Linked DNA regions of Homo sapiens: all the other regions are linked to region 1. A link is a loop called in an ENCODE intact Hi-C map of the cell type or tissue named here. Cell type or tissue: heart right ventricle. All regions are shown on one strand. Region 1 has its middle 15 kb from the start of SPARCL1. Region 2 overlaps DMP1-AS1 (DMP1 and DSPP antisense RNA 1). Region 3 overlaps DSPP (dentin sialophosphoprotein). Region 4 has its middle 16 kb from the start of MEPE. Region 5 overlaps MEPE (matrix extracellular phosphoglycoprotein). Region 6 overlaps DMP1 (dentin matrix acidic phosphoprotein 1).

Region 1 (5,000 bases):
TGGGCTGGGCCACTGAACACTAAGCTTTGAGCACAGTTCCAGAGACTTCCTTCTCTTTCCAACCCAATCTATCTTAAACACTATTTTAAACAATTTCACCCTCTCAAAGTGTAATTCACATCATGTTCCTCTCCTGCTTAAAAGTTTTCAATAGCTTCCCACTGCCTACCAAGTCAATTCTAAACTCGTGAGCCAGGCATTTTAAAGCCATCTGCCACTTTATGTAATATCTTCCCTTCACTTATGTGAACATCAACTTTTTCTCCTTTCCTTGACTTACTTTGTAATTTTCTGCCTCACTCCTTTGACTAAGGTGGCTTCTTCTGCCTGAAACCTTCATGTTTAAATCTTACCAATCTTTCAAAGTCGAACTTTAGATGTCTCCTTTCCAAGAATCCTTCTTTGCTATATCTGATAAGAGGTTATTCTTTCTCTGAACTTCAATAACGTATTATTTTTGATAAAGTGTTTGGAACACTCTGCTCAGAGCAAGTGCGATAGGACGAGTTGGCTCGGAAGGAGTGGCTCATCACCCTCATTTGCCCTTCACTTCCCATCTCTGGCTCTGTCCTGTGTCATAGGGGAATAGCATATTCATTTAATTTTTTCTCTGGCATTTTTCACTTTTCATTGTGTAATACAGAGTCCTCTATCCCTTACTAGGTAATATTTTCAAACAGGGATTCTTTCTTTCTTTCTTTCTTTCTTTCTTTTCTTTCTTTCTTTCTTTCTTTCTTTCTTTCTTTCTTTCTTTCTTTCTTTCTTCTTTCTTTCTTTCTCTTCTTTCTTTCTTTCTCTTCTTTCTTTCTTTCTTTCTTTCTTTTTCTTTCTTTCCTTCCTTCCTTCTTTCTTTTTTCTTTCTTTCTTTCCTTTCTTTTCTTTCCTTCCTTCCTTCTTTCCTCCCTTCCTTCTTTCCTTTCTTTCTTTTCTTTCCTTCTTTCCTTTCTTTCCTTGCTTTTCTTTTCTTTCTTTCTTCCTTCCTTCCTTCTTTCTTTCCCTTCCTTCCATCCTTCCTTCCTCCCTTCCTCCTTTCCTTTCTTTCTTTTCTTTCCTTCTTTCTTTCCTTGCTTTTCTTTTTCTTTCTTCCTTCCTTCCCTCTTTCTTTCTTTCCCTTCCTTCCTTCTGTCCTTCCATCCTTCCTTCCTCCTTTCCTTTCTTTCCTTCTTTCCTTTCTTTCTCTTTCTTTCTTTCTCTCTCTCTCTCTCTTCCTTCCCTCCCTCCCTCCCTCCCTCCCTCCCTCCTTCCTTCCTTCCTTCCTTCCTTCCTCAGGGTCTTGCTCTGTCACCCAGGCTGGGGTGCCATGGGCCAATCATGGCTCACTGCAGCCTTGACCTCCCAGGCTCAAGCGATCCTCCTACCTCAGCCTTCCAAGTAGCTGGGACTACAGGCTTAAGCCACCAGGCCTGGCTAATTAAAAAAAATTTTTTTTTTCCAGGGATGGATGTCTCCCTGTGTTGCTCAGGATGGTCTCAAACTCCTGAGCTCAAGTGATCTTCCCCCCTGAGCCTCCCAAAGTGCTGGGATTACAGACATGAACCATTGTGCCCCACCAGGGATCATTTTCTTGTATAACCTTGATTCCCCACAGTGGCAAGTACTTAAATATTTGTAAAATGAGCATTTGCAACTCTATTGATTGCTTCATTCACCAGATCATTCCTTCCCACATGCCCCCAAAATTCCAAATCTATGGATGTGTTACTTGAAGAGAACCAAATTGAGAGAAGGCAAACATACTTCAGGAAGGGTAATGTGTAAGGAACCATCAGGATTCTCATGCATTTGCGTGATTTGTCTACCCTCTTTGGCCCAAATATTGAGCCTTTTAAACATTTAAAAATATTGACCAATGAAGATTTAATATGTTCAATTGACCCTCGTTTTAACATGCTGTTCAACATCTGCCAATTTCTAAAAACTGGTCTGACATTCTAGAAGGAAAAAAAGAATGAGCAATTCCTAGGTTAACTAACATATATAAAGGAATTTGATATCTCTTTTGCCTTACTGGGCTCCTGGGTACAGGCCAGTATACTTGGAAGTGGCCACAAGAGGGGAGTATGAACCACAGTCATCCTTAAATGAATGAGACCAAGGATTCATTCTTTCTCCAGCAGAATGAAGAAAGCTCCATCCTGAACAATAGTCAATTGAATTATCATTCCCTTTCCAGCTGACGATCAAAGACTGAATGTGGATCTGCCCTTTCTGTGTTCACAGAGACGGTAACTTTCACCTCTCAGCTGTCCAATCAGACCATAATCCTGACTGGAAGAAATACTTGCAGAGCAGGGCCTGAAGGATGTGCAGTCCCTCTTGCTCAATTTCTCTCACATTGTTTTACCTTTGCATGAAACCAGAGCCCTGAGAGAACTGTGTTCCTGGATCATGTTGCTTTGGGTCCTGTAGAATTATTTCTACTGAATTGTGATTTGGCCTCCCTCAAAATCTTTGTACTGAGGGAAGCTTTAAGAAGCAGCTGTTTAAAATGTGTTATTAGGCCAGGCGTGGTGGCTCACGCCTATGATCCCAGCACTTTGGAAGGCCGAGGAGGGTGGATCACCTGAGGTCAGGAGTTCGAGACCTGCCTGGCCAACACGATGAAACCCTGTCTCTACTAAAAATAAAAAAATTTGCTGGGTGTGGTGGCAGGCGCCTGTAATCCCAGCTACTCAGGAGGCTGAGGCAGGAGAATCACTTGAACCTGGGGGATGGAGGTTGCAGTGAGCCGAGATCACACCACTGCACTCCAGCCTGGGTAACAGAGTGAGACTCCGTCTCAAAAAAAAAAAAAAAAAAAAAAAAGAGTGAAACTCTGTCTCAAAAAATAAAAATAAAAAAATATAAAAAATAAAATGTATTATTACATCAACAAAAAGATGTCTACAAATTCATACAATGTTCTGTTTTTAAGGACCCATGGGAGAAATTTTGCTTAAAACTCAGAATGCAGGAAAAGCTGTTTGTCTTGATATATTGACTTTCTAAATATTTTAACTTATTATGCCTTTCTCTTTTCTTTGACTGCTGGGAGGCTTCATTTATTCAACCAGTATGTACGGAGTGCCCGTATGTGCCAGCTGGCTGCTGGAGATATGATGGGGAGCAAAAGGAGAAGGAATCCTGTCCTCATGAAGCTTCCAGTTTAGAGGAAGTAACAGATATTTATTTATTACTCAGATAAATGCACAAACTGAAAAGTGCTGTGAAGGGAAGGGCCCTTGCTATGAGAACATAACAAGACAGGACTTCATTTGAAGAAGTCCCCTTCAGGCCTGAGGCGGTGTGAGTTTCCTAAGGGAAAGGAGGTGGGGTGCTGGCATTCCTGACCTGAAGACGAACCACCTACTGGGGAGAAGACCTGCATTCTGGCAACTGGAAGAATTCCAGGGAGCTAAAGTGCACTTTATGTGGATGGGGAAGGTGTGGAGCAAGGTTTGAGTGGGGAGTGAAGTTTTGGTGCCCTGTATAGGCGTTTCTGCTTGCTAATCTTTTTTTTTTTTTTTTTTTTTTAACTTTTATTTTAAGTTCAGAGGTCCGTGTGCAGGTTTGTTATATAGGTAAACTTGTGTCATGGGGGTTTGGTGTACAGATTATTTTGTCACCCAGATGCTAAGCCTACTACCCAGTAGTTATTTTTCCAGATCCTCTCCCTCCTCCCACCCTCCACTCTCAAGTAGGTCCCAGTGTCTGTTGTTCCCCGCTTTGTGTCCATGAGTTCTCATCTTTTAGCTCCCGCTTATTTTTATTTTTTATTTTTTTGAAACAGAGTCTCCCTCTGTCGCCCAGGCTGGAGTGCAGTGGCGCCATCACGGCTCACTGCAGGCTCCACCTCCCAGGTTCACGCCATTCTCCTGCCTCAGCCTCTGGAATAGCTGGCACTACAGGCACCGCCACCAGGACCGTCTAATTTTTTGTATTTCTTACTAGAGACGGGGTTTCACCGTGTTAGCCAGGATGGTCTCGCGATCTCCTGACCTCGTGATCTGCCTGCCTCGGCCTCCCAAATGAGACCGGCCTTAGCTCCCACTTACAAGTGAGAACATGCAGTATTCGTTTTCTAAGGATAATGGCCTCCAGCTCCATTCATGTTCCTATAAAAGACATGATCTCATTCTTTTTTGGCTGCATAGTATTCCATACAGAACAACATAGTATTCCATGGTGTATATGTACCACACTTTTAAAAATTCTATCTGGCCGGGTGTGGTGGCTCACGCCTGTAATCCCAGCACTTTGGGAGGCCGAGGCAGGCAGATCGCGAGGTCAGGAGATCGAGACCATCCTGGCTAGCACGGCGAAACCCCGTCTCTACTAAACATACAAAAAATTGCCAAGTACCTGTAATCCCAGCTACTCAGGAGGCTGAGGCAGGAGAATGGTGTGAACCTGGGAGGTGGAGCTTGCAGTGAGCCGAGGTCGCACCACTGCACTCCAGCCTGGGTGACAGAGGGGGACTCTGTCTCAAAAAAATAAATAAATAAAAATAAAAAAAATTTTTTTTTAAATAAAAAAATTCTATCTGTTGTCCCTGATGGGCATTTAGGTTGATTCCATGTCTTTGCTCTTGCGAATAGTGCTGCAATGTACACATGCATGTATGTGTCTTTATGGTAGAATGATTTCTATTCCTTTGGGTATATACCCAGTAATGGGATTGCTGGGTCAAATGATAGTTCTGTTTCTATATGCATGCTAATCTTACCCAGGCTTTTGTTTTACCTTATATCCCTTGATATGTTATCTTTTCATAAGAAACATATTTTGTAGAATAAGATGGAATAAATAAAAAGTTATTCAAAATTGCATTATAAGCAGACTCCATCTTGAATTAAATAAAAACAGATTTCACACCATGCCACCCCTGCCAAGACTCCCTCACGCCCATGGGTTCTCACTCTTGGACACAAGGTGTACTGTCCCACCTTGTGGGCGAGCCTGTGGACTTGAGAACATAGACTGGCTTTGCTCTGCTGGCATCTGAAGGCTCAAGGTATTTT
Region 2 (5,000 bases), 170 kb after region 1:
GAATACTATGCAGCCATAAAAAATGATGAGTTCATGTCCTTTGTAGGGACATGGATGAAATTGGAAATCATCATTCTCAGTAAACTATCGCAAGAACAAAAAACCAAACACCGCATATTCTCACTCATAGATGGGAATTGAACAATGAGATCACATGGACACAGGAAGGGGAATATCACACTCTGGGGACTGTTGTGGGGTGGGGGGAGGGGGGAGGGATAGCATTGGGAGATATACCTAATGCTAGATGACGAGTTAGTGGGTGCAGCGCACCAGCATGGCACATGTATACATATGTAACTAACCTGCACAATGTGCACATGTACCCTAAAACTTAAAGTATAATTAAAAAAAAATATATATATATATATATAAAAAGAAAAAGCTATCAGTTGGAGAGGATGTTTTCACCAAGGCAAATCAACAGAACTGGCGGTTTGGACAAGACCAGAAAGTCCAGGGAAACTAATGACGCACACTCTACTCCTGGCACACATGACTGTAGAAGCATCCAGGCTATTCAAAGGCCGTGAAAACAAACAAGTAAAACAGGCTTCCGTTTCCTCTGAGGATTCCCCCATTGGAACCAAACACATCTTCCCAAGGCCAAGAATAAGGAGCTGAAAGACTGAAAGGATTTGGTTATTAGTTTGTACAAACCAGTTTCTTTGTAGAAGGCACTTTTGTTTGAGTGGGAAAGATTTTTTTTCTTGCAGATTTTGCTGAGAAGTCATTGATTTGATCTGTGATCCTATGTGTACCTAGTCCAGAAGTCAGCCAAGAGGACTCTCATGTCTCTGATGAGAGGTAGAATTCTGGAGGAAATGCACACCATTGTAGGTAGAGGTGGCCTGTTTACAGTTTATCCTGCCCAGAGTAAAAATGTACCTTCCTGGACTAAATTCCTTATTACTGGTCAGTTATAAAATATGCGTAAGGTAAAATGAATTTCTGCCCAGATAATAGTTTAGGAGAAACAAGTAATTATAGGGATGTTTGGAACATTTATTTATAACTATGGAAACTTTCTTCATAAAAACTCAAAGTTCCCTCAGGAGAGGCTGCTGGAATGGTTGGATCTACTTTATTTGCCAGCAAGATTTAGCAGGTTGTGTTATTTGCAAATATATTCTTTATTAGGGTGAAACTATGTGTTTATTTTCAAATTTTCATCAATATTTCTTGCTTCTTTTCACTTGTCAAACTATCCTTGTTGCTTGTACAGGAGAGTACTGTGTGTACAGAGAGTTTTGTATACTTGAGAAATTGTTTGGTCTGCTCTTTTGGAAAAATAATTACACAGAGTGTCCAATACAGATATTAACAGTGGCGACATCTAGTCCTGCAGGAATGCAGGGTCAGGAGAGATTTGTTTGAGCTGTTCTTAGTGCATAAAAGACTATGTAGTTTTTTTTCTAAGCTCAGGAAGGACTATAGTTGCAAAGTGAGTCAACATCCTGCAGCATCCCACAGTGTATCAGGCTGAGACGTTATATTTTCTTTCTTGTATGTGGTACTGTCTATAGTGTCTTCCTTCTTTCTAAATATGCTCTTCCCAGACAGAGTTGGTCTAGTGGTTGTTTGTACTGCGTGGTTTTGAGGGGGGTTAAGAATAGCAAGTCCAAGTACATTATTATTATTTCAACCTTCTCTTGAAAAGAAAATGCCATGCAGTGTATGCATTTGCTTTTATGAAGTAAAAATGGTAATTCCCAGTAGAACTACACTGTGGAGGATGGGAAACAGATGCTTTGGTCAGCCTCAGGGACTGACCGTAACATACTGTGGAAATACGAAAGAGTAAGAAACGAATTGCATAATCTTCTGACTTTAATGAGCTGATTGACCCAGATGGCATGCGTGCACCTTGTTTCAACAATATTTTGCTAACACAATTTTGGGCTGGTTTCCCACTGCTATAAGGAGTTGGGGGACATTCTGAAATAATTGATTCTGTCCACCTGTTTTGGCTTAACACTTTGGTGGGAAATTGGTGTCATGGAGAGGAACCCTTCATTTAGATAAAGAAAAGCAAAGACTTGAAGGAATGACCAAATAATACCCAAATAGTCAGATGATGAGTTTGTTGCAAACACCGAGAAATCTTTAATGTTTCCATGGTGTGGGCTGGCATGTGTCTTAGGCTGAACTCCCCAGAAACAGAGCTTGAGAAAAGGATTTGAGTAAAAATACCTTATTCATAAGACATCCCAGGAAGCAGAGGTAGGAGTGTGGGAAATTTCGATGGAAAGCGGAAGGGAGCCAATAATAAAGATTATGTCATCCAGCAGATACTGAAGCAGGTCACTGGGGCTCAGTCCTTCTGAGGAATTCCGGGAAGCAGTGAGGAACAGGCTCAGAGTTGTCCAACTCAAGGAGCCAAGGAAGCTGGGTCAGGGGTGGGCGGTGGTATCTATGAGCTTTCAACCTTCATTGGTTGAGAACTGCCCTTGGGGACATTAACTCCTCAGGACTTCCTGCTTGCCCTGAGCAAGGCTAGAGCATTCTCCTACAACCTGAAAGAACCCCCAGGGAGAGAGCTGCATTGTCTTTGGCTAGTACAGAAATCAGAGTTATTGGTTAGATGCAGACAGTATCTGTTGCAGAATGCTAATGACTTATTTACCCAAGGAAGATAAAAAAGCAAATGGATATGCTGATATAAATGAATAAATGAATATATTGAAATTTTGTTGAGGGATGTTATATTCACATGGTTTCAACTTACTTTATTACGAAATACTTATTAGTTAAAAAGAAAAAAACAGTATAGTACAGAAGCCTTGCAAACCACCTTAATCAAGTAATCAAAGCTAACATAACCAATCATGAGACACATCAAAACCATGTGCCACCTGACAGACACAACGAGAACACAGAATTGCTTTTATGATGTTGCTGCCAAAGAAGCATGATCTGACTCTGCTTCTGAAGGAATATCAGATGAACTGAACTGCAGGGATATTCCACCATATGGAACCGGATCTGTCACCTTTAAAAATGTCAAAGTCAATAAAAAAGAAAACAAGTTTTTCTTATCCTCACAACATTTCTGACGCCAAAAGTATGATTTTCCCCCCACATCAACTAATTCTCTAATTTTCACCACACACCGAGTGTCCTACAATTTAACTCAATTCTGACCCTACCCAGAGTTAGCACAGACCCCAGAGACTAAAGGCTCAGTCCCACAGAATTGTCCTCCTACCTCAGATGCCAGTAGAAAGCAGTGGCTTCCTAGGTTACCCACTAATTCTGTCTGACTTGGCTACAAATTGGAGGTTGCCACAACTCCATCCTTAGGTTCATAATTTGCTAGAACATCTCGCAGAACCTAGGTAACTGTTTACTAACAATTACTGATTTACTACAAAAGACATTTTAAAGGATACAAATGAGCAGCCAGATAACAGATGCATAGGACAAGGTCTAGGAAAGTCCCAAGCACAGGAGCTTCTGTCCCCATGGAGTTTGAGGTCTGCTGCTCTCCTGGCACATACATGTGTTCCTGCTCAACCTGGAAGCTCTCTTAATCCCATTGTTTAGGATTTTTCTTTTAAAGAGGTTCCATTAGGTTGGCATGATTGATTAAATCATTGACCATTGGTCATTGAACTCAATCTCCAGCCCTTCTCCCCTCACAGGAGACTGGAGGATGAGGCTGAAATTTTCAACCCTCTAATCACAAGGTTGGTTCCTCTGGCAACCAGCCCTGATCCTCCAAGAATTGCCTCATTAGCATAAACTCAGGTATGGTTGAAAGAGGCTTTTATGAACAACAAAAAAGATTCCTCTCACCGCTATATAACCCAAGAAATTCTAAGGGTTTTAGAAGCTCTGTGCCAGGAACCTGAAGTAAGGACCAAATATATAGAGAGAGACTATATATATATATATATATATAGAGAGAGAGAGAGAGAGAGACTATATATCTATATCTATATCTATATCTATATCTATATAGTCAGAGTCATGAAAGTCAAGGAAAGACTGAGGAACTGTATCAGATTGAAGGTGCCTATGGAGAAATGACAACTCAGTGTAGCATGTGATCTGGACTAGATACTTTTTCTATACAGGATATTATTGGAGCAACTGGAAAAGTTGAATGGAGTCTTGAGGTTAGTTGTAGTGACATATCAATGTTAATTTCCTATATAATATTGATGCTGTATGTGGGTATATAGGACAGTGTTCTTGTTAGTAGGAATTACACACTAAAGGATTCAGAGGTCATGGGGCATACTGGCAACTTATTCTCGAATGGTTCAGGGTAAAACAGTCTTTCTTGCACCATTTGTGTAACTTTTCTGCAAGCTTGAAATTGTTTCAAATTAAACAGTTTTTAAGAGTAAATGATTAAAGAATCAAGGCACAATTATGTAAACTTTATCCACCCCTTTTTCCTTTTAAAGAGTCTCTCCTTGATGGTGGGTAGTCCCATGGACAGCAGCATTGCACTACTACTAAGGACCATAGAGCCAAATTGAACAATAGGTACCAGAGCTCCAGCTAAACTCTAGCCTGGTTGAGTAGTATTTTCATTTTGAATAGCTACAAGAGAACTACCTGATGTCACTATTGATACTGAGGATGAATCTCCTTCCCAAATGTTTTTCTAAAACAAGTGAGAAATTTCATGGCTATTTTTAAACTAAGTTGAAAGAAGGAAAGGTAGGGATCGTGAGGGACACCATGGTACATGCTTGAATTTATAGGTGTGAGAATTTTTGTCAACATCTTTTGATAATAAATAACAGCTATCCTTTTATACAAGGATATTAGTATGTAAGAAGCAGGAGGTTAATACAGCTTACAATATCTAGAAATTCCCTAATTTCCTTTCCTTCCTTCCTTCCTTCCTTTCTTCCTTCCTTCTTTCCTTCTTTCCTTCCTTTCTCCTTCCCTCCCTCCCTCCCTTCCTCTCTTACTTTTTCTTTCTTTCTTTTTTTTGAGGCAGGGTCTCACTCTGTCACCCAGGCTGGAGTGCAGTGGCTCAC
Region 3 (5,000 bases), 71 kb after region 1:
AAGATGATCATGATAGTAGCATAGGTCAAAATTCAGATAGTAAAGAATATTATGACCCTGAAGGCAAAGAAGATCCCCATAATGAAGTTGATGGAGACAAGACCTCCAAGAGTGAGGAGAATTCTGCTGGTATTCCAGAAGACAATGGCAGCCAAAGAATAGAGGACACCCAGAAGCTCAACCATAGAGAAAGCAAACGCGTAGAAAATAGAATCACCAAAGAATCAGAGACACATGCTGTTGGGAAGAGCCAAGATAAGGTTAGTTTGTAAAGCTGATTTCTTTCAATGGCAGTTTAAATTCTTCCCCTCCATCTATTGATGCTAGCACAAAAATAAACCATGACAAGCATCCATGTATTTTTGTATCCATATTACTTGACTATTTAAGGAAATCTAGAGTCCTTACTAGACTTCGAGATAGAACAACTTTAAACATCTTACATTTCTGATAACTTAGTTATAATTCTAGAAAAGTCTTATGTGAAATCATGGATCCCCATGTAATTGTTTACAAAAGTTCCTACTGGGTAGGAATGTGGATGAATTTTTAAGGAATCTAAGCACCAGGATGCTTTCAATTACAGAATAAAGCACATTTTCACAAATAACTGTGAAGTACTAGAAATGTAACTCCTATCCCTATGGCAACTTTTCCCAGTTATTCTTCCTCAGATCAATGCAATTTTGCAGCAAATATTCACTAGTTAATCATTCTTTCCTCCATCCTTCCATAGGGAATAGAAATCAAGGGTCCCAGCAGTGGCAACAGAAATATTACCAAAGAAGTTGGGAAAGGCAACGAAGGTAAAGAGGATAAAGGACAACATGGAATGATCTTGGGCAAAGGCAATGTCAAGACACAAGGAGAGGTTGTCAACATAGAAGGACCTGGCCAAAAATCAGAACCAGGAAATAAAGTTGGACACAGCAATACAGGTAGTGACAGCAATAGTGATGGATATGACAGTTATGATTTTGATGATAAGTCCATGCAAGGAGATGATCCCAATAGCAGTGATGAATCTAATGGCAATGATGATGCTAATTCAGAAAGTGACAATAACAGCAGTAGCCGAGGAGATGCTTCTTATAACTCTGATGAATCAAAAGATAATGGCAATGGCAGTGACTCAAAAGGAGCAGAAGATGATGACAGTGATAGCACATCAGACACTAATAATAGTGACAGTAATGGCAATGGTAACAATGGGAATGATGACAATGACAAATCAGACAGTGGCAAAGGTAAATCAGATAGCAGTGACAGTGATAGTAGTGATAGCAGCAATAGCAGTGATAGTAGTGACAGCAGTGACAGTGACAGCAGTGATAGCAACAGTAGCAGTGATAGTGACAGCAGTGACAGTGACAGCAGTGATAGCAGTGACAGTGATAGTAGTGATAGCAGCAATAGCAGTGACAGTAGTGACAGCAGTGATAGCAGTGACAGTAGTGATAGTAGTGACAGCAGTGACAGCAAGTCAGACAGCAGCAAATCAGAGAGCGACAGCAGTGATAGTGACAGTAAGTCAGACAGCAGTGACAGCAACAGCAGTGACAGTAGTGACAACAGTGATAGCAGCGACAGCAGCAATAGCAGTAACAGCAGTGATAGTAGTGACAGCAGTGATAGCAGTGACAGCAGCAGTAGCAGTGACAGCAGCAACAGCAGTGATAGTAGTGACAGTAGTGACAGCAGCAATAGCAGTGAGAGCAGTGATAGTAGTGACAGCAGTGATAGTGACAGCAGTGATAGTAGTGACAGCAGTAATAGTAACAGCAGCGATAGTGACAGCAGCAACAGCAGCGATAGCAGTGACAGCAGCAACAGCAGTGACAGCAGTGATAGCAGTGACAGCAGCAACAGCAGTGACAGTAGCGATAGCAGTGACAGCAGCAACAGCAGTGACAGCAGTGATAGCAGTGACAGCAGTGATAGTAGTGACAGCAGCAACAGCAGTGATAGCAACGACAGCAGCAATAGCAGTGACAGCAGTGATAGCAGCAACAGCAGTGATAGCAGCAACAGCAGTGATAGCAGTGATAGCAGTGACAGCAGTGATAGCGACAGCAGCAATAGCAGTGACAGCAGTAATAGTAGTGACAGCAGCGATAGCAGCAACAGCAGTGATAGCAGCGACAGCAGCGATAGCAGTGACGGCAGTGATAGCGACAGCAGCAATAGAAGTGACAGTAGTAATAGTAGTGACAGCAGCGATAGCAGTGACAGCAGCAACAGCAGTGACAGCAGTGATAGCAGTGACAGCAACGAAAGCAGCAATAGCAGTGACAGCAGTGATAGCAGCAACAGCAGTGATAGTGACAGCAGTGATAGCAGCAACAGCAGTGACAGCAGTGATAGCAGCAACAGCAGTGATAGCAGTGAAAGCAGTAATAGTAGTGACAACAGCAATAGCAGTGACAGCAGCAACAGCAGTGACAGCAGTGATAGCAGTGACAGCAGTAATAGTAGTGACAGCAGCAATAGCAGTGACAGCAGCAACAGCAGTGACAGCAGTGATAGCAATAGCAGCGACAGCAGTGACAGCAGCAACAGCAGCGATAGCAGTGACAGCAGTGATAGCAGTGACAGCAGTGACAGCAGTGATAGCAGCAACAGCAGTGATAGCAGTGACAGCAGTGACAGCAGTGATAGCAGTAATAGTAGTGACAGCAGCAATAGCAGTGACAGCAGCAACAGCAGTGACAGCAGCGATAGCAGTGACAGCAGCGATAGCAGTGACAGCAGCGATAGCAGTGACAGCAGTGACAGCAGCAATAGCAGTGACAGCAGTGACAGCAGCGACAGCAGTGATAGCAGTGACAGCAGTGACAGCAGCGACAGCAGTGATAGCAGTGAAAGCAGTGATAGCAGTGACAGCAGCAATAGCAGTGACAGCAGCGATAGCAGCGACAGCAGCGACAGCAGCGATAGCAGTGACAGCAGCGATAGCAGTGACAGCAGTGACAGCAGCAATAGCAGTGACAGCAGTGACAGCAGCGACAGCAGTGATAGCAGTGACAGCAGCAACAGCAGTGACAGCAGTGACAGCAGTGAAAGCAGCGACAGCAGTGACAGCAGCGACAGCAGTGACAGCAGCGATAGCAGCGACAGCAGCGACAGCAGCGATAGCAGTGACAGCAGCAATAGCAGTGATAGCAGCGACAGCAGTGATAGCAGTGACAGCAGCGACAGCAGCGATAGCAGCGACAGCAGCGATAGTAGTGATAGCAGTGACAGCAGTGACAGCAGCGACAGCAGTGACAGCAGCGACAGCAGTGACAGCAGCGACAGCAGTGACAGCAATGAAAGCAGCGACAGCAGTGACAGCAGCGATAGCAGTGACAGCAGCAACAGCAGTGACAGCAGCGACAGCAGTGATAGCAGTGACAGCACATCTGACAGCAATGATGAGAGTGACAGCCAGAGCAAGTCTGGTAACGGTAACAACAATGGAAGTGACAGTGACAGTGACAGTGAAGGCAGTGACAGTAACCACTCAACCAGTGATGATTAGAACAAAAGAAAAACCCGTAAGATTCCTTTTGTGAAAAGTTTGGTAATGGGATAGGAAAAAAAGATTTCCAAGAAAGTAAAGAAAGGGGAGAAATAAACATAAGACGTATGTAAACAAAAACAACTGGGGGAATCAAATCAAACAGTTGGATTCAGAACCAAGACCTAACTCCTGCAGAGACAGACTCTGAATGCATGACCTTTGGTACATGCCTGTTAATATTCATGTTCTGAAAATATTTTGTTAAAAGTGTAAATCTAAACATAAAAGAACAATTAAAATATTCTTTAATACTTCACACAGAAACCTCAAGTAATCACTACATGATAACTTCAATTTAAGTGCCATGTGCTGCAGAGAATGTAGCAGGCAGACACATCTTAAAAGCAACCTGTGGCATTGCCTTAAGTCTCCATAGTTATATATTCTGGAGAGGTGGTCTGCTTACCGCTGAGTAAAAGATGCTGTACTGTGATAGCCAACTTGGCTTTGGATTCAGTTGCTTGTTCTATGGAAGAAATACATTTATTTGTTACATGAAAAAAAATTGCAGCTACTATTCAACCTACCTGGGCTATGGGAATAATCTTTCTAATGATCAAATAGAGTAGTTATAAGTCACAGAAATTCTAAAGAGTGCTAGTCAGAAAGAGCTCAGAGACAGGTTGATGTATAAAATCTGATCTGTAATCTGATGTATAGCATCTGATGTTAAAATCTGATGTAAAAAAATACATCTCAACAAACCACTGGAAATTTAGTACAAAGTCCCTAAAACTATTGACAAAGCTGATGCAGTGCTTAGAACAGTGTCTTACTCCCAGGAGCCACTCTCCAAATGTTAACCAGTAAATGACACATGAATGACTCTGGAGGAGCATCACTTAGAAGCGCGGTGGCTCACGCCTGTATCCCAACACTTTGGCAGGTCGAGGTGGGCGGATCACGAGGTCAAGAGATCGAGACCATCTTGGCCAACATGGTGAAACCCCGTCTCTACTAAAAATACAAATATCAGCTGGGAGTGGTGGCGCGCGTCTCTAGTCCCAGCTACTTGGGAGGCTGAGGCAGGAGAATCGCTTGAACCCAGGAGCGGAAGTTGCAGTAAGCTGAGATCGTGCCACTGCACTCTAGCCTAGCGACAGAACGAGAGTCCGTCTCAAAAAAACAAACAAACAAAAAAACTGTGTTATGTGGTATCAATTATTTATCTTTACATCAGTCTCACCAAGTCATTCTTAGTTCACATTTCCCTTGAAAACCTCAACACGCCAAAACTTCTAAACCAGACCCTGAGTCTCCCTTCCCACTATTAATCTCTTTAATAAAGCTAAAGCTGCTGGTGGGTAATGGTTTGGAAAACTTCTCTTTCTTATTTGAGAGTCATATATGCAGTTACGATCTGAGTATATATCACTCAGCTTTGGCATGAATGAAGGTAATTCTTAGCCCCAAGATGAAGCCCAATTTCTAGAAAATG
Region 4 (5,000 bases), 300 kb after region 1:
CACCCTCTCTGCTTGAGCCAGCCTTTCCTTTCCCCTCTGACTTCCCTCTGTGCTGATAGAGATCCTACTTCCTACCTTCTTCCACTCTTTCCTCTGTTGCACATGTTGCACATATTCTACGACAAATATTAGCTCCTGAAACAAATCTCCATGTTATCATTTTTCTTGGTTCTACCTCCTTCCAGACAAAGAGGACTGTAGGGTAGAGGGAGGGCAAGAGGGAGAATTTGAGGAGAAACACAAATGCAAAGCCAAGACAAAAACTTAATTTGAGAAATATCATTCACTGGCTGATCCCAAGTCATTTCCAGAATATTTCTTTCTCTTGTCTTTCAGTGTAGAGGTTTTTTGGCTTTGTGACACTGTTCTGGAAACTAGCCCTAAGTCTCGGTTAGGGAAGGGGGAAGAGCTCTGGAAAGTTTTTGCCCCTCCTGATAAGAAGAATTTATATAGCCGGTATACCACCCTTTCTCCTTTCTTGCCCTTTTCTTGGCTTGACATGAACCTGATGCCTGGAGGAGCAGTCATGTTGTGGCTATGAAGGAAAGGACAAAATAATCCTAGAGGAGCCACTGAACCAGCTCCATCATCAGCTTCCTGCCTCCAGAATCTTTGTCCTATGAGAAAAAGAATGCTCTTTTTAAGCGACTATTTGGAATTTTTGTTGCTGCTGTTATTGGTAGGTGAATTGAATTTGTAATTGATATACCTCTCCATTCTTGACATTCCTCCAAATGAGGAAGGTCAAGAGAAGAAAAGAAAGAGGTAGAGAATAGAGAAAGAAAAGTGCACACATTTTCTCTTTAACACGTAAGTTCCCAAACAACAGAAATCATGACTGAGACATTCCGGACAGCACCTAGATTATTAAGTTGAATAATGTATGTAGCAAAGTCAAGTCAATGTCAATATGTTATGGCACCTTCAAAAAATCTAAACTCCCACATTGGGTAGATAGAGGGTGCTTCATTTACTAAATGAAAGTGGCAATATAAGCTATTGAATAAATCAGACTCTCAACATACACAAATAGTAATGGCTAACATGATTTGCTTAGTTACCATGAGCCATGCTCTGTGAAGTCCTTTTATCTATACAGCTACTCTATAATACGGGTACCATTATTACCCCCATTTTACAGATGAAGAAACAGACACAGATCTGTAAGTATTTGCTAGTTAGCTAGGATTTATACCCAAGGAGTCTGGTTCCAGAGTCTTTACTCTTAAACAATCACTAAACTGCCATATATTGCAAAGATAAATGTACATAATATACACATACATATATGACTGTGTGTATATATAGACATATATGTATACACACGTGTACATAGATCGTGTGTATATTCATCCACATAATATGAATATGTGTGAGTATATGTGTGTTCATGAGTGCACACACACAGAGAGAGAGAGAGAAACTTGAAAGAATACAAAGTAGAATCTAAAAACAAGGAATCTTTTTTTCCCTCATTTGTTCCCTATCTTCTGGAAATAACAGGTCAGAATCAAGGGAAAGACTGAACATATCACCCAATGTTACCATCAGAATTCCAGAATAAACTATTCCTAGTAATTTGCTTTTTAAAAAATAAAAGACAATTTGGGGGAAAAAAAACTGGAGGCAATTAATGAAGTAAAAAAAAAACTCTATCAGAATTTAAATTGCAGATTAATAAATTGAAATCAAACTGCTACTTATATTTCAGGTTTATATCAGAGCTTTACATGCGAATGGTCTGATCACATAAAAACACTTGTCGTGGTAAAAGAAAAATATGAACTGATGGAGAAAAACGGATGCTTTCTTTGGGTAAATACAGATGGACCCTTCCAAAAGTCACCTGTCGTAGTCTGCTATCTAGTGGAGAAACTGCGTATTTCAATTCTCTGGTCCGATTTTGTTTCCTCTCTCTAAGCTTCAGTGTTCATGGATATTTCTTCAAAACACTGACAATGTTCATATTTTTTTCATCCAGTTAACAGAAACTAGAAGTGTGTTGGCATCCACAATGCATTGCTATTTGATGCAGACGTGGAGGAATTAGTCCAAACACAAAGGACCAGAGATCCACAAGGACAGTCAGTAGTCAAGAGTGAGGCCCATGCCTTATCCAAAACCATGTTTTAGCCATCAGGCTGCGCTAATCTCAGTTAAAAAAAAAATAGATATCTGTTTCTGAAATTGGGCAAAAAACTTCAGCCTCACGTAGCTGCCTTATAAGAGACGATGGAAATTGACCTAGCCTGCCACCTTGTGCTCAAAAAGAAAAGGTCACTGTACCAGTCTGCGAGCAGGCTCCGGTTCTGTTATTTACGTGCAGCCCTGGTACTCCCTCAAACCTCACCTTCCTGGACTTCTCTGCTTGTAAATATTTACCTTGATTTTACAATACTAATTAATCTGTTCTTGGCGCGTCTACCAGTCAGGGTAACATATCTGACCTTGTCTGAAATAACATTTAGCTCAGTTGAAAAGTATTTATTGAACGACCATCTTTTACAAAATTCTTTGGAGATCAAAAGAAGAGATGCTCTTGGTCTTTATCAAAACTATAAGTAAGTAGGGAGAAAGTCATACGAAAGATACAAGGCAGAATGTGTTAAATAATAGAAATATAAGTAAAGTGAGACAGGAGTTCTGAGAAGATGAACTCTAGCTGAAGGGAAGAGCCAGGAGATAGTAAAATCTATTTTACCCAACGTATTACACATGTAGAGAGGCTGCAGACAATAAGCCTCACTAGTACATAAGAGCTTCACAGTGGCGACCTTAAGTGATCCCATGTGTAGTTTAGAGCTTAAGATAGCTCTCCCCAACCAGTGGATGGGGAAGGAGTGGTAAGCAAGGTAGGGTTCAGGGGAGTTGGAAGGAAGAAGACCAGCCAGGAGGAAGTTGCTCAACAGACTTTCTCTGCGGTCTAGAATAAACATTGTGTTATCTCCTCACTCTGTCTTTAGGGCCTGCCTTTAACTAAGCAGGAGCTCAAGACAGCGTAAGTTTCAAAGACATTATGATGCTTTTACAGAAGTCCCTTTCAAAAACAACTTCTGTATGAGAAGGTAAACTCTGCTATTCAAGAGAATGATACTTACAGTCACAGGCATTAAAATATGGTATTAGACGGCCCAAAGGAAAAGGAGAAGAAATAGATGAGTCTGAATGCATGTCAGGAAGATAGGAATTGGGGGCTGAAAGAGAAAGGGGCAGATAAATGGTTAGAAAAAATTTAATGAGGAAGTCTGGAAAGAAAAGAGAACAAAACACCGATACAATCCAAATCCAGAAATCCAAATGAGAATAATGTCAAAAACAATGAGTGGACTCACGCAAAAGCTGCAAGAAAATCTACCTGAAGCTATGGTTTAGACTTTCGAGAATAAGAACAAGAGGATCTGTTTCATTAAACGAATAATACTTTATCAATTTGTAGGCATATGGTTTAGTGTAACACAGACACTCCCTGTTTAGAAGTGACTCTTGCTAGATTTGAATTTTAAGTAGATTTTTATAATTGTTAGGTTAACAGATTAATAATAGAAGTCAAACAATCTTAAATAATTTTTACTTAAAACAGCATCAGGAAGATAGAAGTATTAGGTTGGCTCAAAAGTAATTGCCATTACTTTTAATGGCAAAAACAGTCATCACTTTTGCACCAACATAATACTATGTGAAGAAAGAAAGTTGTCTATTTAGCAAAGAGGTAATTCTGAGCAGGCCAGCTGGGGCAGATCTTAGACACATTGCATTAATAAGTGAATGGAGTAATATTTGTGATATAAGGCCATGAACGGGGTCCAGGGATTTCCTTTTTTAACAGGTCCCTCAAATGATTTTAATGCAAGTCAAAGTTTGAAATCACTAATATGGATGTCTTTCCCAGTGACCTTCAAATCAGTCACCTGGGTCTCCCACAAATCTATAGCTAGTCCAGAACTTCCCCTGTATTAACCTACCATTGCAGGAATGTTTCAGTTTATGATGAAAAATAGCTTGTCTTTGTGGATTATCTTATATCAACAAATAATAAAAATATCATTTAAAGTGAACGTACAAGGCTGGGACTGGTGGCACAAGCCTGTAATCCCAGCACTTTAGGAGGCCAAGGTGGGGCAGATCACCTGAGGTCAGAAGTTCGAGACAAGCCTAGGCAACACAGTGAAACCCCATCCCTATGAAAAATACAAAAATTAGTCAGGCCTAGTGGCACAGGCCTATAATGCCAGCTACTTAGGAGGCTGAGGCACAAGAATTGCTTGAACCTGGGAGGTGGAGGCTGCAGTGAGCCAAGATCGTGCCACTGCACTCCAGCCTGGGTGACAGAGTGAGACTTTGTCTCAAATAAATAAATAAATATTAATTAATTAATCAAGTGAATGTACAGGACAGCATTTAAAAATGGACCTTTACACAGGCTCTTGCAAAACAGAAACTATTCACAGTGCATATACGTGACTTCCCCAACTCACTACTCTGTGGAAAATAATCTGGTGATTGTAGAGCCGTAGTGTGCCATCGGTCACGTACAAACCGGTCATCCTAACAGGATATGATCACAACCATTCAAAGTTTATGTGTCTCTGTAAAAGACAGAACAGAAAGTGTGACAAGGAAACAAAGTAGGAACAGAAGGAGCAAAAGTTGAAAGTACAAGGGCGCAAAAGTCACAGTATGCTGATTCGAGACTAAGCTTGCTGCCTTATGTTGCGCAAAAGTGTGAGTTCTACAATGAGATCACATGGACACAGGAAGGGGAACATCACACTCTGGGGACTGTGGTGGGGTGGGGGGAGGGGAGAGGGATAGCATTGGGAGATATACCTAATGCTAGATGACGAGTTAGTGGGTGCAGCGCACCAGCATGGCACATGTATACATATGTAACTAACCTGCACAATGTGCACATGTACCCTAAAACTTAAAGTATAATAAAAAAAAAAAAAAGTGTGAGTTCTAGAAGAGCATTCCCTATTAATAGAATCTTTAGTTAGTAG
Region 5 (5,000 bases), 300 kb after region 1:
GTACCCAACTCTAGAGATGCAGCCCCAAACACGGAGAGTAGAGAAGGACATACCCTGGCTTCTCTCTCCTTCCCCCCCTCCAGACTCATGCCAGGCCTCCTTCACCCAAACCCAGTCTGAACACAGAGGGCAAATGAGCTTGGGAAATGAAGGAATCAGTTCAGATTGAGCTGGAGATACAAAGGAGCTGAGAGCAAGCAGGGGCATTCCCAATATCTTAGTGCAAGCAACAACCTGTCTGTATTAAACAAAATATAGAAGCTTAAGGCTTCTTCAGGAAGAACACTTTCCAGGTAAATAGGACAGCTGGCCTAGGCGGCCCTCTTTCTGTTTATCTCTTTATTCAATCTTTCCCTTAAGGGGTTCTCTCTTTTATATGATTGATCCACCATGATGCCTGCTTCCACTGTAGCACACCCATTCAAACACGGCCCAGTCCGCCCATTGGTTCCCAGTGCCACATCTGAGATAGGCTAGGAGTTTCTGAAAGAAAGAGGTAAATGAAAAATACTGAGAATTAAAGAACTTACATCTATTCCTTTAATAAAACAGTTGCTCTCAGATTTTAGGGTCCCTGTTCTGTGTGCTTTCCTGTGGTATGCAAACTTCAGCCCAAAGGACTGGGACAAACTGCCGAGGTCTGTTCTTTCTTCATTTCTGCCCTTTCTGCGCTTCAATAGCTACCCCTCACCCTACGCTACCCTCAAGAAATTTTGACACTTTATGTCAAACCAAGAAACAGAATTTATCCTAATCTGCTGGCCACCTCCATTTTTCCTTCTCAGAATGTAACATCTGGCAGCAATAAGTTTTTGTCCTTAATTGCGATCCTACCATTCACATGAACGGCTATGGTTTGACTCTCCCTGGGCCATCAGCAGCATCATATCTTAATTCAATATTACAGTTACTCAACTTATATAATTAATGCACACACACAATTTAAATCGTCAAACTCTGATTTTAGTTCACTTATATTTAACAACTCCCAGTTTGCCAGTGAAAACTTCTTTTTCAGTGGATTCTGATGGCAGCCAAGCTCCTTCGTCTGGGGTGCCATCCCTCCCTACTCCCCCACCACACCCACTTAGCGGTTGTCTGAGCTTGAATCCAGTTCTGTAGTGGAGACGGCACTGTCTCCCTCTGGGGGCAGAAAGCTGGCACTGTCTTTCGTAATATTGAAACAAATATTATATTAATGCGATGAGTGTGTCAATCTTCTTTTGGTTAGAATGATTTTCCACAGTGAATAATACAACTCAGTGAGAGAAAAATAAATGAAACATTTGTTTGAAGAAGTTAATGAAATAGAATGTTCTAGTGGGTGAAGTTTTGTTTCTTGTTTCCTTTCAGACATTTCAACCACAGACTGAGAAAACTAAGCAAAGCTGTGTGGAAGAGCAGAGGGTAAACAGAATTCATCTTTTCAAATAACTCTATTTCAGCTCTATAAAGAAAAAGTCAGTAAGAGAAAAGTGTAACTGTCAAAATAGTCTTGGGCACTTTGAATGGAAGTGAAAAAATATACAACATAATGTTGGCACTTTCTAGTCAATCAGGTATTGTAACTCACACACCATGTGTGACAGAAAAGAGGAAAACATTGTGAATAGAGATTTATTTCTCCCCAGTATGATTTCTTCCTTCAAATGAAACAATGCTTTGCCAGGCAACCTTCATGGGGCTAAGTGAGTAAGAATTTGGGAACATTGCTACTAGCAAACAATATTTTCCCACACATGTACCTGACAAACACTTTGCTCTCAGAATGATAAATAAGGGAGTAAAGGGGAAGGTGGCTATCAGATCTGAATGGGGAATTCTATGTCCGTGGAGTCAGCTTTCCATATGCATCCAGTTAAATGAATCCTCCCCGCTTTGCATGCCACCAAATTGCAGCTTGCTTCTGCCTATCACAGAAAATTATGTTCTAAGAACTAACAATCTTCTGTACTTCATCTCAGCTGAAAATTACAAAGGCCAACGTTGCCAGCTTAAGAGCCTGAATGTTCATGCTGTGAGTTTTGCCAATTAGACATCAGACATGAATATTGTAAATCCTGTCTTTCTCCTGGTCCTCTCACCCCCTCCCACCTGAAAATATTTCCACATGCTCCATTTCCATAGACGTTTGGTAATAAAATCGATCCACCCTAGGACAGAAAGCAGTTGACAGGCCCTTAGGGAAAACAGATTTAGAGTTATGTAGAAAAGAGAAGGAACAAGTTGCTGTCTTCGGGAGCCGGCTGACACACACCCTCCTGTGGTTATAAGAAGTACTACCATTTGTCAGAGGTAGAATTCAACTTCACCCAACTTTTAAAGTTTCTTATATTATTACAAAGAGCCCAAAAACTTCTTTGTAAGAGATAAAACGTGCCTCAATATAATGTTGTGTTTTTGTAGATAACATACAAGGGTCACTATGAGAAACATGGGCATTATGTTTTTAAGTGTGTTTACATGTCACCTGAGAAGAAAAATCAAACTGATGTAAAGGTAAGCTGAATCTCTGAATGACCATTCTCAGCATGACTAAACTCTGGACTAGCCCTAGAGGAAAATGTAGGGGAGGCAAAGTTTACTTTTGCTTGCTCTGGGGTTTCTGTCTTATGGCTGGCACTTTTGTCCCTTCCCTCCCTCCCCAGGCTCCTCAAGCCTCTCTACTACAAAACTCTGGGTCCCAGAATCTTCCTGATCCCCATCCCATGCCTCGGCCCACATCTCGCTCTGCTTCAGGACCTGTGGCTGCAGGTGTGATACTCATGGACCTCAGGTGCCCATGGACTGCTGTGTTACTGCTTCTGAGTAACATTTGGTGTTTTATAAGAAAGTTTTCTTGACATATTCTACCATATGCTCTGATGGTGGGGATCTCAGCAGGGGACGGCTAAGAGGAAAAACCATTTTGGCCTAATGAGTGACACATTTTACTGTCTCTTAAATTCATTCTATGGATAACTCCATCTGTGTTGGGTTGCTCAGAAGTAAAAGAATGAGGCCCTTGTCACTACAATGACAATAATTCTTTTCACTCAGTCCCTTCTTGTAGATTCATCGGCCAAAGGGCTGGAAATAGCTTGAAATGCCATCAGCAAAAGGGCTATTTACTTTTTCCAAATCTGGTTTTATTTCCCATGGAAGTAATAGTTTCCCTTCAGAATGTTATTTTCTTCTGCCATCGATATCCTTTAGATGACATCTCTAAGACTACACCTAACTATAAATAAGTTAAAACATATCCATTTGCCAAATATATGTGGAGTTCTTAACTGGTGTGTAAGATACTATGTGAGATAAAATGATGGAGAAAACAAATTCTTTCTCTCCAGGATCTTAGAGTTAGAAAAGAAACAAAAGGCACTTACAAAAATTATTGTAAAACAAGACAGAATGTGGGAGGTGCTATGTGAGTAGTACCGAGAAGAAAAAAAAGATCATGCTTTAAGGGCTTGGAGTAGAAAGAAATTAGTTCCTGGCCTCTGGTGTTCATAATGGAAATAATTGTGTGGGGCCATGGAGGATGAGTAGGATTTGAGCAAACAGAAGTGAATGGGTGAGGCCGTTCTCCATGAAAAAACTCATAGGAACCAAAGCATGGAGACAGAAAAGCAGAGCACAGAAAAGCAGCCAGCCAACTGGTACATAAACCATCGAACAGTCAGAAATCATTTAACACAAGCAAATGTAAGAAAAGTTTTTTTCTATTTTTTGATATTTTCTTCAATGCAAAGATAGCCATCATATACCACAGGATAAAAGTTGTTTCATGTTTTCATTTATAAAATTATTCTACTCAGTCTTCTAATAAAATGCACACAATTCATTAGTGTACATGTTACTTTTTTAAAAGCAGAGAAGCACCGAAAATAAAACATAACTTCCCACTTCAGACAAGGGAGAGAAAAAATTAGGAAGAGATTATTATAATCTACTGAGTTTAGATTTAGTGTTTAACTCAAAAGGTTATCTTAGTAATGAGTAAACAAACAACAATGAACTTGATTGCAAAGGAAAACATAAATGTCCAAGTAAAACTTTCCAGGACTCAATTACTCAAGTCAAATATTTAAAATACTTTTTATTTAGTGATATACTACAAAGTTTATTTCTATTTTTTTCTTATGGCAAAATCGTATTTCAGAATATACCCACCAATATTAAAAAATTAATGAACAATAATGCCATAACTTTTACAAATAAGTAATTTCAAATTATATTTTACAAATATTATACATTGGCACTTTTGCAGACCATATATTAGCTAGCTTCTTAAAAGTAGAGGGCACTTCTAAAAGCCATTTTTATTTTAGATTCAAATGTGAGCTGATTCAACATTTCCGCCTACTTCCAACAGTTAATAAGATACATATATAAAAGCAGACAGTCCTCCAAGCAGAACAGTACTTCTGTTTGGGAGTGAAAAAAAAGAGAGAGTCCAATCAAAATCTATTTCAGATAACATCCCATCGACGGCTACAAGCTTACAGAACACACAGCCCGAGGATGACACTTGGGCAATTCAAGAGCAGGGGGGTCCAGAGTTTGTCCATCTTCATCTGCCTCTACAACCAATATTAGAGAAGTCCAGAGACTGGGAAAACCGTTGTGTATCCAGTAATTACATGACTATCATTAATATTATCTAGGAAAGAAACTATCATTCATTAAAGGGCTATGCCCAGTTCTGTATGCTTTACATGCATTATTTAATAAAAATCATTTAATTCTCCCCAAAATACTGAAAGGTAGATATCATTTTTATTTTACAGCTAAAAAAGCTAAGGCTCAGAGAAGTAAAATAATGCTCCCAAGATCACACAGCCCATAAACGGCAGTGAGACAACTGATTCTAATGCATGTGTTCTTTCCATAGCACAGCTACTCTCGTGAGTACTGGACTGAGGGATTAAGAAAAACTATTTGGCAATTCCTGCCTACTGTTTCACTCAACATATTCCCTATGATCCTGGCTTCCCTGCGTTTGGTTTTTCTATTTT
Region 6 (5,000 bases), 120 kb after region 1:
GACTCAGTTTATATCCCTTAAAGCTGGCATTCTTTTTCATTTTTCTAAGACTAAGTGTTGTTACTTTCTTAGCTATGCTATTGTTTTGACCAAACTCAATCCTGTGGGGCTCCAGAGAGTCCAGGAGCCAGGTTTCTCCCTAAGGCTTTGATCCATGTTGCATTCTACACTTAGCCAGAGTTGGAAGATGAATTATTAGCCTGTTTATCCCTATTTACTTAAGGTTATCAAAGGAACATTCTAGAAATTTAAAAGCATAGAACTGGAGAAATGCCGTTTGCTGGGGACTTTGTGATTTGTTGTCTCAAGGGTCTGTAAGCTTTCAAGTTACGGTAGCAATTCCTGCTTGAGAAAGGGTAATGAGGTATGGTGATTCCTGCAGTTCCTGCTTGTGAGTTGGGTTAACGAGGTATGGCAGGTTAAACCCATGCTCAGTTCCACCATACTAGCATAAAACTCCAGTGCTAGGAAGAGAGGTCAACAGCATATACACAAGTACTCCCAATCACCCAATTACAGACTCAGACATTGATCAGTAGGGATGTGTAAAAACAAAACAAAACAAAACAAAAACTAGCAGGTATGCTCTGTTGTAGGGTATGGTAAAGAGAGCAGATATTTTGGGAGCATAATGTATGAAGACTCACTGTCCTTCCTTACTGGTACAGAGCATCCAATTGTTTTACTTACAGGGCTCACCTCTCTGACTTCCCACGTAGCACTAAGTTGCCTTGTTGGTCACACTAGTTGGTGTCTTCTAGCTGAATCATCTATAGGCAACTTTCTGGTTGTACTAACGAGGTAGAAACATGGTTTGGGTGAAGTATATACCTTACTATAATATTTAATTTTCATTTTAGCTAAAGATTTTATCCTCTGGTCCTAGTACATTTTTCCCTCCAGAAGAAAAAAAATTGGGGTCATTTTAAGATCACTCAATATTTTTAAAAACTCTGTTTCACACCAAACACTTTAATGCATGAGCATTATAAACCAACTCTAATTCACAAACAATTACCTAAGAGGTTTTTTTGTGTGTGTGTTTGTTTGTTTGAGACGGAGTCTCGCTCTGTCGCCAGGCTGGAGTGCAGTGGCTCGATCTCGGCTCACTGCAACCTCTGCCCCCCAGGTTCAAGTGATTCTCCTGCCTCAGCCTCCCAAGTAACTGGGACTACAGGTTTGTGGCACCACAGCCAGCTAATTTTTTTTTTTTTTTTTTTTTTTTTTTTTTTTTTTTGAGACGGAGTCTCGCTGTCGCCCAGGCTGGAGTGCAGTGGCGCAATCTCGGCTCACTGCAGGCTCCGCCCCCTGGGGTTCACGCCATTCTCCTGCCTCAGCCTCCGGAGTAGCTGGGACTACAGGCGCCCGCCACCTCGCCCGGCTAATTTTTTGTATTTTTTAGTAGAGACGGGGTTTCACCGTGTTAGCCAGGATGGTCTCGATCTCCTGACCTCGTGATCCGCCCGCCTCGGCCTCCCAAAGTGCTGGGATTACAGGCGTGAGCCACCGCGCCCGGCCTGCTAATTTTTGTATTTTTAGTAGAGACGAGGTTTCACCATGTTGGCCAAGATGGTCTCGATCTCTTGACCTCGGCCTCCTAAAGTGCTGGGTTATGGGTGTGAGCCACCTTGCCCAGCCCAAGAGTTTTTTTTTTTTTTTTAAGGAATTATATATACAGTATGATTTGAATTTCATAAATGTGATTTCCAGAAAGCTTTTTGAGAAAATGTTGGCAGCATTGAGTGAAGTGTGCCTATATAAAATGGAACCACTTGAGTTTCAATTCCTCTTCCTTCCTATTTAAGCTCTGGTAGAGAGGTTATTGAGTAGTAAAACTGACCGTAGATTAGAGGAGGGGATGTAGGGCGAAGGAAGCAGAAAGACTAGAAAGGCTCTAGATAACTCCTTCTCTATCGGTTCCTGGAATACTGACCATATCTGTTAACCCCAAATTCTAGGCAAATGAAGACCCCAGTGACAGCACTCAGTCAGAGGAGGGCCTGGGCTCTGATGATCATCAATACATTTATAGGCTAGCTGGTGGCTTCTCCAGGAGCACAGGAAAAGGAGGAGATGATAAAGATGACGATGAAGATGACAGTGGAGATGACACCTTTGGTGACGATGACAGTGGCCCAGGGCCCAAAGACAGACAAGAAGGAGGAAACTCCAGACTGGGAAGTGATGAGGACTCTGATGACACCATACAAGCCAGTGAAGAGAGTGCCCCACAAGGGCAAGACAGTGCCCAAGATACCACCAGTGAGAGCAGGGAACTTGACAATGAGGACCGGGTGGACAGCAAGCCTGAGGGAGGTGACTCCACTCAAGAGAGTGAGAGTGAAGAGCACTGGGTGGGAGGTGGCAGTGATGGGGAGAGCAGCCATGGAGACGGCTCCGAGTTGGACGATGAGGGAATGCAGAGTGATGACCCAGAGAGCATCAGGAGTGAAAGGGGAAACTCCAGAATGAACAGTGCAGGCATGAAATCAAAAGAATCTGGAGAAAACAGTGAGCAAGCAAACACTCAAGATTCAGGTGGCAGCCAATTGCTGGAGCATCCCAGTAGGAAAATTTTTAGGAAGTCTCGCATCTCAGAGGAAGATGACAGAAGCGAGCTTGATGACAACAACACAATGGAAGAAGTCAAGAGTGACTCTACAGAAAACAGCAACTCCAGAGACACTGGCCTCAGCCAACCCAGGAGAGACAGCAAGGGTGACTCTCAAGAAGACAGCAAGGAGAATCTGTCCCAGGAAGAGAGCCAAAACGTAGATGGTCCCAGCAGTGAGTCCAGCCAAGAGGCCAACCTGTCATCTCAAGAGAACAGCAGTGAGTCTCAGGAAGAGGTGGTGAGTGAGTCCAGGGGAGATAACCCCGACCCCACAACTAGTTATGTAGAAGACCAGGAAGACAGTGACTCCAGCGAGGAGGACAGCTCGCACACACTCTCCCACTCAAAAAGTGAATCCAGAGAGGAGCAAGCAGACAGCGAATCCAGTGAGAGCCTCAACTTCTCAGAGGAAAGCCCGGAGTCCCCTGAGGATGAGAACAGCTCCAGCCAGGAGGGCCTCCAGTCTCACAGCAGCTCAGCAGAGAGTCAGAGCGAGGAAAGCCATTCTGAGGAAGACGACAGTGACTCTCAAGACAGCAGCAGATCCAAAGAAGATAGCAACTCCACGGAGAGCAAATCAAGCAGTGAGGAAGATGGCCAGTTGAAAAACATTGAGATAGAGAGCCGGAAATTAACAGTTGATGCCTATCACAACAAACCCATTGGGGACCAAGATGACAATGACTGCCAAGACGGCTATTAGCATCAGCTGTCCTAAGAAGCAGTTGTCACATAAAGGAGTCTTAGGGACTTGAAAATGTATCATGATAACTATAATTTATTGATGTTTTGATCAAAAGAATAACCAGATGCCATATTTTTCCTGAAAGGAATTGCTGGACATTACACTTGTTTTTAGGGTGTCATCATTTCACAGAGGTTTAAATACTGTGGAGTGACACCAGAACACAGCCAAAGAGGCTAGAAGCAAGAAAGGATCTGCATGATAACTTTGCAGCTGAGATAGTTCCTAATTCATCAACGTAACAAACAAAGCTATTGGGTGTCCATGATATACCAGGCACTATGCTAGGTGTTGAGAATGTAAAGCAGGTTAAGACTTGTTTCTTGCTCCTGAGGAGCGTATAGAAGGACCCACAAAGCTACAGAGTTAAAGAGGGATATGTATAAGAGAAACAAGAATTGTTACAACCCAGTATGGTGAGTGCCAAGACAGAGAGCTATGAACACGATATCTATCTGGGAACACTGAGAAGGGTGACCAATGCGTTGGAGAACGAGGGAGGGCTTCATAGCAGAAGACATTGGAGTTGGAAGGTTGCATAGGGTTTCCTCATTGGAGACCGGGAAATTCTATTCTTGGGATAAATAATAGTAAATTCTATAGGATTCAATACTTAGTTTGCAAAAGCACTTTGAAATTATGGCACAGTGAGTTGTTTTGGATAAGAAAATCTTTTTCTCCCAATTAATTTACCAATTCATCATTTTTTTTTTTTTGTAGAACTCCCATAAACATCACCTTACTAATCACTGGTGATGATAAGAAGGATTGGGTCAGGAAGAGTGGGAGAAAGAAATTCCTCTTTACGTAGATACTTTTTAGCTTTATTTTTTCTAAAATCAGTTTGCGTGCAATGCTAGAAAAAAACTGTTCTCTGAGTCCTTTACAGAGCAAAATTCTGTATGTAAGATTCAATTGATTTTTGACAAATACCATTTGAAATATTACCTCAACATAAAATACTTGTTTTGTAATAAAGATTATAATACCCAGAAGAAATATGTGTTTATTTGTAATCGTGGTGCTGATTATTAGGATATATTTGTGTTAAGCAACTCTTTCTTTAAAGCATTCCCAAATAGTTCAGTACCTTCCTCCTATTAAAATGAAAGATTTTCTTAAATTATTTCCTGAAAATTTTATTTGTAATTCAGGTAGCATTTGATAAAAATACTATGTGTTGCTTATGATATTTCACTAACTATACCTGTTACAGAACAGGGAGAAAAAAATGAAGTAAACTCTGAATTTTTGTTTGATGCCACAGTAAAAGTTTATGATGTTTAGGCTTAACATTATTTCCTGCTGGTCTCTCAGACTCATTTGTGTAAGTTCTGGAAGCTACAGAGTACCATATTCCTTATATTTTTATTTCTTTGAAAGAAACGACTTCACGTCAGCACTTCTACTTTACAAATGTGTTTTTACTCCCACTTCCACTGCAGTACCTCAGAATTCCCCACAAAATTATTAGTAGAATCCAGAAGACTTCCTGGCCGGGTGCAGTGGCTCATGCCTGTCATCCCAGCACTTTGGGAGGCCAAGGTGAGCAGATCACTTGAGGTCAGGAGTTCGAGACCAGCCTGGCCAACACGGTCTCCACTAAAAATACCAAATGAGCCAGGTGTGGTGGCACGTCTC

Evidence for each region. Peaks named below come from ENCODE experiments on the same cell type or tissue, not always from the same donor. Only the 100,000 strongest peaks of a DNase experiment are listed, where the experiment ranks them.
Region 2: a loop joins it to region 1, with 6 times the contacts of the local background. A loop is called at or near these places in 3 of 110 quality-filtered maps.
Region 3: a loop joins it to region 1, with 2.1 times the contacts of the local background. A loop is called at or near these places in 8 of 110 quality-filtered maps.
Region 4: it touches region 1 in a loop (9-fold over the local background); 74 of 110 quality-filtered maps call a loop at or near these places.
Region 5: it touches region 1 in a loop (7-fold over the local background); 74 of 110 quality-filtered maps call a loop at or near these places.
Region 6: a loop joins it to region 1, with 4 times the contacts of the local background. A loop is called at or near these places in 39 of 110 quality-filtered maps.

What each region holds. Positions count from the first base shown.
Region 1 is chr4:87,541,966-87,546,965 of GRCh38, forward strand. No RefSeq gene overlaps it. Among named protein-coding and RNA genes, the nearest start is that of SPARCL1, 15 kb to the left of the region's middle. In heart right ventricle, CTCF peaks have their summits at 2,039 (motif pointing right) and 2,241; no DNase peak of the experiment used is centred here; H3K27ac peaks cover 2,470 bases.
Region 2 is chr4:87,716,044-87,721,043 of GRCh38, forward strand. All of the region lies in intron 2 of DMP1-AS1 (DMP1 and DSPP antisense RNA 1), which reads right to left. Among named protein-coding and RNA genes, the nearest start is that of DMP1-AS1, 14 kb to the right of the region's middle. In heart right ventricle, no CTCF peak of the experiment used is centred here; DNase peaks (open chromatin) are centred at 498 and 2,398; H3K27ac peaks cover 2,888 bases.
Region 3 is chr4:87,613,049-87,618,048 of GRCh38, forward strand. It overlaps DSPP (dentin sialophosphoprotein), which reads left to right. Exons shown (of 5, transcript NM_014208.3): 4 at 1-260; 5 at 737-3,825. The coding sequence ends at 3,520. All of the region lies in intron 3 of DMP1-AS1 (DMP1 and DSPP antisense RNA 1), which reads right to left. Among named protein-coding and RNA genes, the nearest start is that of DSPP, 7.0 kb to the left of the region's middle. In heart right ventricle, no CTCF peak of the experiment used is centred here; no DNase peak of the experiment used is centred here.
Region 4 is chr4:87,846,927-87,851,926 of GRCh38, forward strand. No RefSeq gene overlaps it. Among named protein-coding and RNA genes, the nearest start is that of MEPE, 16 kb to the left of the region's middle. In heart right ventricle, CTCF peaks have their summits at 2,242 (motif pointing left) and 2,444; a DNase peak (open chromatin) is centred at 2,265; H3K4me3 peaks cover 488 bases.
Region 5 is chr4:87,837,279-87,842,278 of GRCh38, forward strand. It overlaps MEPE (matrix extracellular phosphoglycoprotein), which reads left to right. Exons shown (of 4, transcript NM_020203.6): 3 at 1,354-1,407. Among named protein-coding and RNA genes, the nearest start is that of MEPE, 6.8 kb to the left of the region's middle. In heart right ventricle, CTCF peaks have their summits at 1,164 (motif pointing left), 2,259 and 2,464; no DNase peak of the experiment used is centred here.
Region 6 is chr4:87,660,004-87,665,003 of GRCh38, forward strand. It overlaps DMP1 (dentin matrix acidic phosphoprotein 1), which reads left to right. Exons shown (of 6, transcript NM_004407.4): 6 at 1,959-4,354. The coding sequence ends at 3,317. All of the region lies in intron 3 of DMP1-AS1 (DMP1 and DSPP antisense RNA 1), which reads right to left. Among named protein-coding and RNA genes, the nearest start is that of DMP1, 12 kb to the left of the region's middle. In heart right ventricle, no CTCF peak of the experiment used is centred here; no DNase peak of the experiment used is centred here.